3 separate regions of the Homo sapiens genome follow, and regions 1 and 2 are each linked to region 3. A link is a contact called in ENCODE Hi-C or POLR2A ChIA-PET data. All regions are on one chromosome and are shown on one strand. The core of a region is the stretch at or near the end of the contact, and the rest is flanking DNA. Distances in the headings are between cores, read along the strand shown.

Region 1 (3,486 bases), core at 912-3,411, 150 kb before region 3:
ATTTTAATCATAGTTTTCTTGAGGATACATAAAATCTTTTCACTGTCATTTTTTCTTTTATAAACCCATGGTAATTGAAAAAATTGTGACTGTGCCACATGCTACCTTTGTGATCTAAGTTTTCTTATGACTAAAATGGGGATGCTGGCCAGGTGCAGTGGCTCACACCTGTAATCCCAGCATTTTGGGAGGCCAAGATGGTTGAATCACCTGAGGTCAGGAGTTCGAGACCAACCTGACCAAAACGGTGAAACCCTGTCTCTACTAAAAATATAAAATTAGCCGGATGTGGTGGCACATGCCTGTAATCCCAGCTATTTGGGAGGCTGAGGCAGGAGAATCGCTTGAACCTGGGAGATGGAGGTTGTAGTGAGCCGAGATCGCGCCATTGCACTTTAGCCTGGGCAACAAGAGCAAAACTCTGTCTCAAAAATACAAATAAATAAATAATAAAGTAAAATAGGGATGCCATCTCCTATGATTATTATGGAAATTAAATGAGATACTGTATGTGACAATTTTATCCCAGTACCTGGCACATATAATAACACTTTAATAGTGCTATTACTGTTATAAACATTATTATTTATTGACTGACTTCATAGGGATACAAGTGAAAACATCCCCACTAATTTGACTTAGAGGAAACGCAGTCTCCCCTGCAAGTCCCTCTGAGGCTCCAGTCTTTGACTGAGATTGTCAGTTCGCACTAGGAAAAACAAGCCCATCTAGAGGAAACTACAAAAGAAAGTCATTTATTTTCACATAAATTGGATGGTAATTAGCTTCTCTAAGCTGAAGTCTAAATTCAAGAGCATTTAGAAATGAGCCTGCAGGTAAATATGACACAAGAGACTAGACTCCAAGCAGAGAACTCCATGTTTGCTCTCCTTCAGTGAGAATTCTGTTGATGTCAGAGGGTTAACAGAACTTTTAACAGTTGACTGGGGCCCTGGAGTTTTCATGATTTGGTCCACATTCAAAAATATAAAAGTCAGTGAAGCAAATGCTGTACAACAGAGGTTTTTCAGGGAAAAGGGATAAGCTTGATCCAAAAATATTTTGGAGGGTGGAGACATTCCAAGCATACCATTCCGTGCCTGTGCCAATGGAACGTGGGCACAGCACGGGAACAATGTTCAAGGCTGGAGAGCTTTAGAGTACCGGGGCAATTTTGAGTGAAAAACACAAAGAAGTGAGGAATATCCATCTCTGCCCCCATCACACACACACACACACACACACACTCAAACACACACACATACACACGCACACACACATACACACACACACAAACACACACACTCAACGCATACACATTTCCCTATTTACAGTAGAATTATAAATTCTGAGTAAATTTTAGGTTCACAAGCTATGGATTCCAAAGTTTTGTGCCAAATAATTATAGCTGCATCTTGCAGATGTACAGCTCTACTCTGATAACACACACACATTGAATTGGAAGGAGAGACTGGGTAAGTTCCAGTTATTACATTTCCATCCCAAACTGGAAATGACATTTTGTTTCTTTCCATTATCTTTGATGCTAAGTGGGTAAAACTGCCATAATGAAAATGTGTCACCTTAAAAAATCAACATAAATATGGACAGCTTTTCCATATTAATCATGAAAAGGGAGTAACTTCTAGCATGGAGGAATATATCCATTCCCTTTCCCAAATTCCTTGAATAAAGCATGTGTGCTTGTTTTCATGGTTGTATTTTCCTCATCAGTGTTTGTGATCCCTCAAAGCATGAAGGGATTTTGATTTTGAAAAATCCCTCATTATTCCCAAGAACTATATTGGCTGTAATTTGTGGGTAGAGTTGTATGTGGGTAGAAATTCATCTTCATTCTTCTCTGTAGGTAATTTGAGGAAATGCTGAGGCACTTGGATACCCAAAAAGGACTGAAGATTTCTCAATATAAATTTTAGTTAAATGCCTTCCAAAAAATATTTTGCAGTGTATTTCACTAAAGACACAATCCCTGTTTTTCCTTGACTTTGATAATATATTTTACCAAAGAAGAGCAATTCAGTTTGTGCAAAAGAACCATTCATGAGGTTGCCTGGAGATAGAATGACTCAGTGTTTCTCAAAGGTGGGGCACAGCGCACCTCAATCAGAATCACCTGGGGAGCTTTGAAAACATCAGATTCCTGGGCCCCACTCCAGCTCTACTGAGTCAGGATCTCCCCGGGGTGGGACCTAGGCAGTTGCATATTTAATGAGCTCTACAGGTGATTCTTATGCATCTTAAGATGTAGAGGGTAATTATTAGTTCTGGTCATAAAAGGTAGTATTGCCTTCTGCTCAGGAGCTTCTCTGTCTTTGAAGAGAGGGTCAGTGGCATATTGCCTTTGAAAAAAAATTCAATTTAAACGAACAGCAAGTCATTTTCCCTCTTCTCAATACTTTATTCTAGCTGCGTTTTCCTCCACAGGTTCAATCATCCAGTCTCCTTCACATAGAATAGCATTTGGAGTTGAGCAGCTACGCAAAACATTTTACTGTTGGTCCTTTATTTCTGATGTCCCTGTGTTTCTGGTCAGTGACCATGATCTGAATTTTCAGAAAAAAAAAGGGATACATAGTAACAGCTTAGTCACCTGGTAGTCACGGATGTGGGATAGACCTGAATCTCTGACAGTATCTTATAGGGCTGTGGTTCTTGAGCTTTACTGCATTAGAATCACCTGGATTTAAAACTTTCAAAGTTTAGGCCATACCTCAGACCAAAGTCATCAGAATCTCTAAGGGTAGGGCCCAGACATCAGCTCCCTGGTGATTTTAATTTGAAACCAAGGCTAAGAACCATTGTCATAGGGCATCTGTAGAAAAATGAGGTCTTTAGAACCCTGGGGAAGATCATGAATATTTTCCGTTACAGATGGAACTTTTCTGATCTGTGGTACACTCTAGTAGGAGAAAATTTAGGAGATATTTCTTTATAGAGACTTGTTCCTGAGAGAGAATTTTTGTTTCTTCAGCATATTCAACTACTATTATGGGAGGTCCAGTGTGGAAGACTGAAGTTTGAATGTTGGAGGTGTGTAAAGTACACATGCATAGACATACCCACAGTGTGTACTACCCCTTCCCAGCTACAAAACCCTTCTATGCCAACACTTCACTTTGTCTGTGTCAGGATAATCTATGAAATTTATCAGTCTTTGGCTCTTTGCTGTCTTCTCAAGAGCCGGTAACAGATCTCCAGTGAGCTGAAACAGAGAAAGTTGTTTTAAACCATTGACTGCTTAATAAATTAGCACTAGATGGCTTTTAGTCTAATTTATCTCTGGGAGCCAGTTTCCCAGGGTATCAGAGCAATACCACAAGAAAAATTATTTCCATTAAACACCACAAAAATGTCTTTCCTGTGATACTTCACTGAAAGGGTGACATGTACGAGATTCTCAGTCACAAAACAGGAAAGAAATGTTTGAAAGTTAAATTAAAAAGTAAAGCACAGTTAAGATTTTAT
Region 2 (3,086 bases), core at 447-2,946, 240 kb after region 3:
GGCTAATTTTTTGTATGTTTTGTAGAGACAGGGTCTTGCCATGTTGTCCAGGCTGGTCTTGAACTCGTGGGCTCAAGCGATCCACCCACCTTGGCCTCCTGAATTGCTGGGATTACAGGCATGAGCCACTACACCCACTCCCAGTTTCTCTCTTAGAGAAGAGAGAGAGAAAAAAAATGCATCTTCCAGATGTACCAGAACCCCTTTATTTAGGAAAAGTCTTAAATTCTTGACTTTCAGATCTCCCCAAAGGATCATGAGCTTGAAAGAGCACATTTTTAAAGATACTAATTCATGCCTTGAGCTTTTCTCCACAGTGCGAGTCTATGACAGGTAACGTTTTGCTCCAAGTCAAAGCTACATCAACTGAAATGAAAATCTGAGCACATCTCAGGCCCAAACGACGTCTCAGACCCAAAACACGAGCTTCAAATGGCACTAGGGTAAATACTGAATGTTTTCATAGTCTTTGTCCAAAATAAACATTTGAAAAATCCCAGAGGTTTTAGTTTCCTGAAGTAAAGAAAAATCATATTTCCAGCTGTCATTGGAAAATATCACAAAAAATCCCACGTTTTTATCTTCCCAAATATTTTTACAATTACTAAATACTTAAAGGACTATTGTCATTTGTTTCTATGTTGGTGAGCTGTTCATACAGAAAGCCCTTACATCAAGAGTCCTAAGGTATTGAAACAGATCACATAAAACTACAAGAGAGGCTTCCTCCTTTACTTTACTCTCCTTTTTGAGTGAAGTAAGAGTCTGATATAATTGCCCATGTGCTCAGTAAATGTGCCAAAGTGCAATATTTTGTCTTTACTATTGAGAATGTTTTTATAAACACGTAGTGATCAGCATATTCTGACTTTCAGAAATATTAACTACAAAATTGGCAGCAAACTTCAACAGTTGCAAAAATCCATATGTTCATTAAATTATTTTATTGTGGGATTTTTTTATTGGCTTTTTTTGTTGTTGTTACTGCTTTCAGTTTTTGAAGGCAGTTTTTGTATCTTTTCTTCTCAAGGCCTTTGGGGTCCTTTAGAATTTTAATTGAAATATGGTAATCCATTTTCTTTGCTAAAATTCATTTTTATAAGTTAAGATTTTAGAACTTTCCCTGAGGTTTGTAAGAGCTATAGGAGTTGAGATTTAAAACTTTTTTCATAGTTCAGCAGTTTTGCTCAATTTGTAAAACACAGAAGAACTGTGGCACATTTTTGTTCTTTAATGACTAGAATGATAAGTCTATTTTCGTAGGTATAACATAGACAATCTTTCAGGATTTGGCATTATGAAGTCATAGGACTGGAAGAGACCTGGTAAGACTATCTAGTTCCAATATGTGTCTTCAGATCCTTTAGGACCACCCCAGAGAAATAAAAATTTGTTCTATTTTTAAAGCTCTCCCTTAGAGATGTTTTTCTTCCTTGACAACAATTTATCATGTAGCAATCTTTATTTCCCTTTTATAGATAAAGATATATATCTTTCCTTTTGCCTTATTTTTTTCTCAGATTCCTTTACACTCATTAGATAATTTCAAAAACACCACTGCAGATCATTTGGTGCTACCATTTCTTTTTTTATAGAGAAAGACATTGAGCCATAGGAGTTAAGTGACTGGCCCCAAGCCTCATTAGAGATGTGAGTCATATTTGGGAGTGAGAACACAGAGCCACAGCCTTCATTCCTGAGCTGTTTCCTCAACTCTGTATTTTTCTTTAACAAATCAAAAAGCAAAAGTAAAAACAATCCCATTTGAGCGACCAAACAATGGTAATCAGATGTGCACCAGCCAATGGCTACTGTGGAAAGAGTTCAACCACCTACAGAGCAATGTCCATCTGTGCTTGTGCAGATACCAAGCTTTCACTTGGCTCATTTCCTAATCTCACTACAAGAAGATAGAAAGGCAATTGTCAAGAAAAAGGACGCACTTTGCATTGCTGTAACTCCAAACATGAACAAGTGAGATTGAGCTAATACCAAAAAGCAAACTCCTCAGTTGATTTGCAACAAGCAGTTCACATGAAACTGGCTGGCTCTATCACTATTGTTCTCATATCGGTACCACTGGACAGCTTTAATTAATATCAGAAACAGCACAGGAAACATCCTTTAATTATTCCTGTTATGTTTAGAGAAAATGTAGCTTACTAAAAACAAAGTAAACTATAAGCCTTTGAACTTGAGTGTTATCTGTGTCCTTTGGCTTGTGAGGGTTTTGTGTTATCGGACATGATAATTTGTTTTCAGTGATACCCTTGATGAAATTAATTGAGTTTTAGACTAGCATACATTTCCTTTTGCTGATACTTTCACTCTTGGCAGGGTCTTATCTGAGCAGTTAGTCCTGTTCTCGTCTGGTTCTGTCTGCTGAGATTTAATAGCTGCAGGACTGTTGTTGTTTTAAACAAAGATGTTTACTTTTGTTATTAATGTAATATTCAATTCACTTCCCCTTTTTATCTTCCCATAACGCAGAGACCTACTCCCTTTTTTTGATGGAGATGATGGTTTTGGACTTCACTGCTAAGTTTCCTTAGAAACACCCCACCGGACCTTTCCAAATATATCATCATCGTAAGAGGGAAAGCCATTTCAGACACTCCTATCTGTACACTTGGCTTGAATTCAATTGCTATCTAACTGCTAGGTCCTAAACATTTCCTTTTATTTTTTTTTCCAACTGTATTCTTTATTTCAAACATTAAAGTGCTATAATGCTTGGTGGGAAAAAATTTAAAATTTCAAATAAGATCTCCTCAACCACATGTTGACTTCACCTAGTTTTAGATCATGCTGTGCATTGCATATCGTTTTTGAAGTTTTTTTGCTCGTATATTACTATATATAAGATAGATTGGTTTTATACTAAAGAAAGAATACTATATTTAGTATTCTGCTATTAGCTTTTACGTATATTAATTTGTCTTCGACATCTCCCTAAGTATGTTTTAAGAACTTAATTAGTGCCATATTGTTAGAGATTAAGTTCTTCCCAGTGTTTTTGCTATTATAAAACAATATTAGTTTATTTAAGCATGAGAAGTAGAGTGTAAATCTATCTTTAATATTTC
Region 3 (3,323 bases), core at 116-2,615:
GCCACCCAGGGCCAATATCTGTTTAAGTAAAGACCTAAATGCTTTGCAGAGACAGTAAAGTGTCATGTCTGTCCCAGGGAAAGAAATCCAGGACAGGAAATGCTCAGTCTTCCAGCACTCCTCTGGCTACCTGGAGCTCAGGCTATGAGCCTCAACCCCTCCCTGAAGCATTAGCTCTGGAGCAGAGGCTGTGATTTACTTCAGAGATCTGGGCAAGTCCCTTTAACCTGGTAGTCCTGCCTTTCCTTGTTTGTAAAACAGAGAGATGAGGCTGATAGCTCCCTCACAGCTCCATCAGAGGCAGTGTGTGAAATTAGTTCCTGTTTGGGAAGGTTTAAAAGCCACCACATTCCACCTCCCTGCTAATATGATTACTAAAATGTTTTTATATGAAAGGGCCAATTCCTCATCTCCCCTCTTCCTTTAAAAACAGACCAAGGGGCATCTTTTCTTGTCTCCCTGTGGCCTAAAAGGTTACTGCTTCTGTGGTTATCTCCTTGGAAAGACAGAGTGTCAGGACTCTTAGGTACACCAAAAATGAACAAAAAAATCAACAACAACCATAACACCAACAAAAATAACTGCTGTGTCGGTTCTTAAGACGGCTTCTGAGCTAGAAACAGATTTTTCTAACTGTAAAAAACGTGGCCCCAGCCTGTCTGCAGGCCACCTCTGTCTTTAGGCCTTGGGGGGAGGAGGGAAGTGAGCTCATTTACTGGGGTCTACCTCAGGGTCATCACCAAGGTGTTCTACAAAACGCACTTTAAGAATGTTTTGGAAGGAAATTCACCTTTTAACAGCCCAAGAGGTATCTCTCTCTGGCACACAGTTCTGCACACAGCCTGTTTCTCAACGTTTGGAAATCTTTTAACAGTTTATGGAAGGCCACCTTTTAAACCGATCCAACAGCTCCTTTCTCCATAACCTGATTTTAGAGGTGTTTCATTATCTCTAATTACTCAGGGTAAATGGTGATTACTCAGTGTTTTAATCATCAGTTTGGGCAGCAGTTACACTAAACTCAGGGAAGCCCAGACTCCCATGGGTATTTTTGGAAGGTACGGCGACTAGTCGGTGCATGCTTTCTAGTACCTCCGCACGTGGTCCCCAGGTGAGCCCCAGCCGCTTCCCAGAGCTGGAGGCAGCGGCGTCCCAGCTCCGACGGCAGCTGCGGACTCGGGCGCTGCCTGGGCTTCCGGGACCCGGGCCTGCTAGGCGAGGTCGGGCGGCTGGAGGGGAGGATGTGGGCGGGGCTCCCATCCCCAGAAAGGGAGGCGAGCGAGGGAGGAGGGAAGGAGGGAGGGGCCGCCGGGGAAGAGGAGGAGGAAGGAAAGAAAGAAAGCGAGGGAGGGAAAGAGGAGGAAGGAAGATGCGAGAAGGCAGAGGAGGAGGGAGGGAGGGAAGGAGCGCGGAGCCCGGCCCGGAAGCTAGGTGAGTGTGGCATCCGAGCTGAGGGACGCGAGCCTGAGACGCCGCTGCTGCTCCGGCTGAGTATCTAGCTTGTCTCCCCGATGGGATTCCCGTCCAAGCTATCTCGAGCCTGCAGCGCCACAGTCCCCGGCCCTCGCCCAGGTTCACTGCAACCGTTCAGAGGTCCCCAGGAGCTGCTGCTGGCGAGCCCGCTACTGCAGGGACCTATGGTGAGCAAGGCTACCTGGTGAGGGGAGACAGGCAGAGGGGGTCTAGGAGCCTCCTTGGGGGGAAGAAGCTGGTCACAGGCTGTGACCGAGGCAAAAGGTGGCCTAATTATTTTCCAATAGTGGTGCTGGAGGTGGGGATGCTGGCGCTGAAAGACCTTTAAATATCGGCTACTGCCCCTGCCCAGGCCTTCTCTGTCCAGCAGTCCCTGGGAGATTCTCACCTTTGGGAAGTGCGGGGCAGGAGAGCAGAAACAAGAGAAGCCCTTGGTAGGGGGGTCGTTGGGAAAAACTGTGGGGTCTTGGGCTGAACGCGTTGCCCACGGGCTGGAGGTTGCGATCCCCGGACGGAAAGCGCGGGAGGAGGAAGGAGAGAACCGGCTCTGAGGTCCAGAGAGAGTGAGGGGGCAGAGCGACGGCGAGATGGGGAGAGAACACCTAGCTGGAGCAGGTTCTGCGGTAGAGAGCGCAGTCCTGCTGGCCTCTGGAGAGTGCGCGCCGCTCCGGAGGCTGCGTCGAGGGGAGTGTCACCCAATCTGGCCCCCAGCTGGCGGGGCGCCCTGAGAGCTTGCGAACTGCAGTTGCAGGACGCGCCTTCTCCACGAGCTATTTTCGTCGACTTGCGGAACCCAAGGAACCTCGCCTCTATCATTTCACGGTGTAGGGTCCCTAGAGACGACAGCCAAGATCCCAGGGGCTCCCAGGACGCTTGTTCCTGCGGTGTCGTGTCCTATGGGGAGTTCCTGGCGGGACGAAAGGCGGACGCGCGGCTCTTCCTGGCCCTCCAGGCCCGGAACCGACGGGAAAGGTTCCCGTGATTCCCGAGTCCCTGCAGGCTTCTTCCAGCGGGAGTTGGTCCGGGGGCCTTAGAGGCCTCCAAGCACTGCTTTGGAGGATGGTTTCCAAGGATCGCGGTTTGTGAGTTGAAGGCTTTGTGAGAGGTTAAACCCCCAAAAGATACATACTTGGTAAACTGAGGCTACCTGTAAACACATTTCGGCATTAGGAGAAGATTCGAGTAGGGAAGTGAAGGACAACCACCCCGAGTTACATTCCTTTCCCCCAATAAAAAGCTCTGGGGATGAAAGTTCTTTTGGCTTTTATCTTTTCGATTTAAAAATTTGAGAAGAAAAATGTGACTAGAGATGAATCCTGGTGAATCCGAAATTGAAACACAACTCCCCCTTCCCCTTCCTATCCTCTCGGTTTTAGAACCGCGCTCTCCCGCCCCAGGAGATTCCTTGGGGCCGAGGGTTTTCCGGGGAACCCGGGCGCCCGCCCCTTCTACTGTCCCTTTGCCCCGCGGGCACAGCTTGCCTCCGTCTGCTTTCTCTACTTCTGGACCTCTCCTCGCCGGGCTTTTTAAAGGGCTTCTGCGTCTCAAAACAAAACAAAAAAACCCTTTGCTCTTCCCAACCCTTTCGCAGCCCGCCCCAGCGGTGGCGCGGGACCAGCAAAGGCGAAAGCCGCGCGGCTCTTGCCGGGCGCGGACGGTCGCGCAGGGGCGCCCGCGGCCTCCGCACCCGGACCTGAGGTGTTGGTCGACTCCGGGCATCCACGGTCGGGAGGGAGGGCTGAGCTGTTCGATCCTTTACTTTTCTTCCTCAAAGTCTACCTGCCAATGCCCCTAAGAAGAAAACCAAGTATGTGCGTGGAGAGTGGGGCGGCAGGCAACCCGAGTTCTTG

What was found. A loop is a pair of places that touch in the nucleus more often than their neighbours do. ChIA-PET counts read pairs that join two places held with the same protein, here RNA polymerase II (POLR2A). Pooled maps may share reads with other maps.
Region 1: a loop to region 3 is called in a map of PC-9, with 9 times the contacts of the local background. The contact joins the enhancer-like site here to the promoter of BMP4 in region 3. A Hi-C loop is called at or near these places in 9 of 168 maps with a recorded cell type or tissue (Calu3, HepG2, IMR-90 and 6 more) and 6 of 50 pooled maps. POLR2A ChIA-PET finds 5 or more read pairs at or near these places in 9 of 52 experiments (Caco-2, GM12878, HEK293T and 6 more).
Region 2: a loop to region 3 is called in a map of Right ventricle myocardium inferior, with 10 times the contacts of the local background. The contact joins the enhancer-like site here to the promoter of BMP4 in region 3. A Hi-C loop is called at or near these places in 10 of 168 maps with a recorded cell type or tissue (Right ventricle myocardium inferior, ascending aorta, cardiac septum and 4 more) and 8 of 50 pooled maps. POLR2A ChIA-PET finds 5 or more read pairs at or near these places in 2 of 52 experiments (MCF 10A and endothelial cell of umbilical vein).

What each region holds. Positions count from the first base shown.
Region 1 is chr14:54,104,771-54,108,256 of GRCh38, reverse strand. The region is part of intron 4 of LOC105370507 (a long non-coding RNA gene); the gene reads left to right. Among named protein-coding and RNA genes, the nearest start is that of BMP4, 150 kb to the right of the region's middle. Within about 2 kb of position 2,161, at least 7 of the 41 ENCODE cell types and tissues checked have a DNase peak (open chromatin) inside an H3K27ac peak, as active enhancers do; they include PC-3, PC-9 and ascending aorta, where a contact is called at or near this core.
Region 2 is chr14:53,714,206-53,717,291 of GRCh38, reverse strand. The region is part of intron 5 of LINC02331 (long intergenic non-protein coding RNA 2331); the gene reads left to right. All of the region lies in intron 3 of LOC105370504 (a long non-coding RNA gene), which reads right to left. Among named protein-coding and RNA genes, the nearest start is that of LINC02331, 140 kb to the left of the region's middle. Within about 2 kb of position 1,696, at least 3 of the 41 ENCODE cell types and tissues checked have a DNase peak (open chromatin) inside an H3K27ac peak, as active enhancers do; they include endothelial cell of umbilical vein, where a contact is called at or near this core.
Region 3 is chr14:53,954,867-53,958,189 of GRCh38, reverse strand. BMP4 (bone morphogenetic protein 4) reads left to right here and starts at 1,365. Exons shown (of 4, transcript NM_001202.6): 1 at 1,365-1,640. It overlaps LOC124903317, which reads right to left. Exons shown (of 2, transcript XM_047432035.1): 1 at 1,862-3,323. The coding sequence starts at 2,289. RefSeq lists silencers at 1,403-1,482, 2,132-2,241 and promoters at 197-1,539, 1-1,539, 2,467-3,323.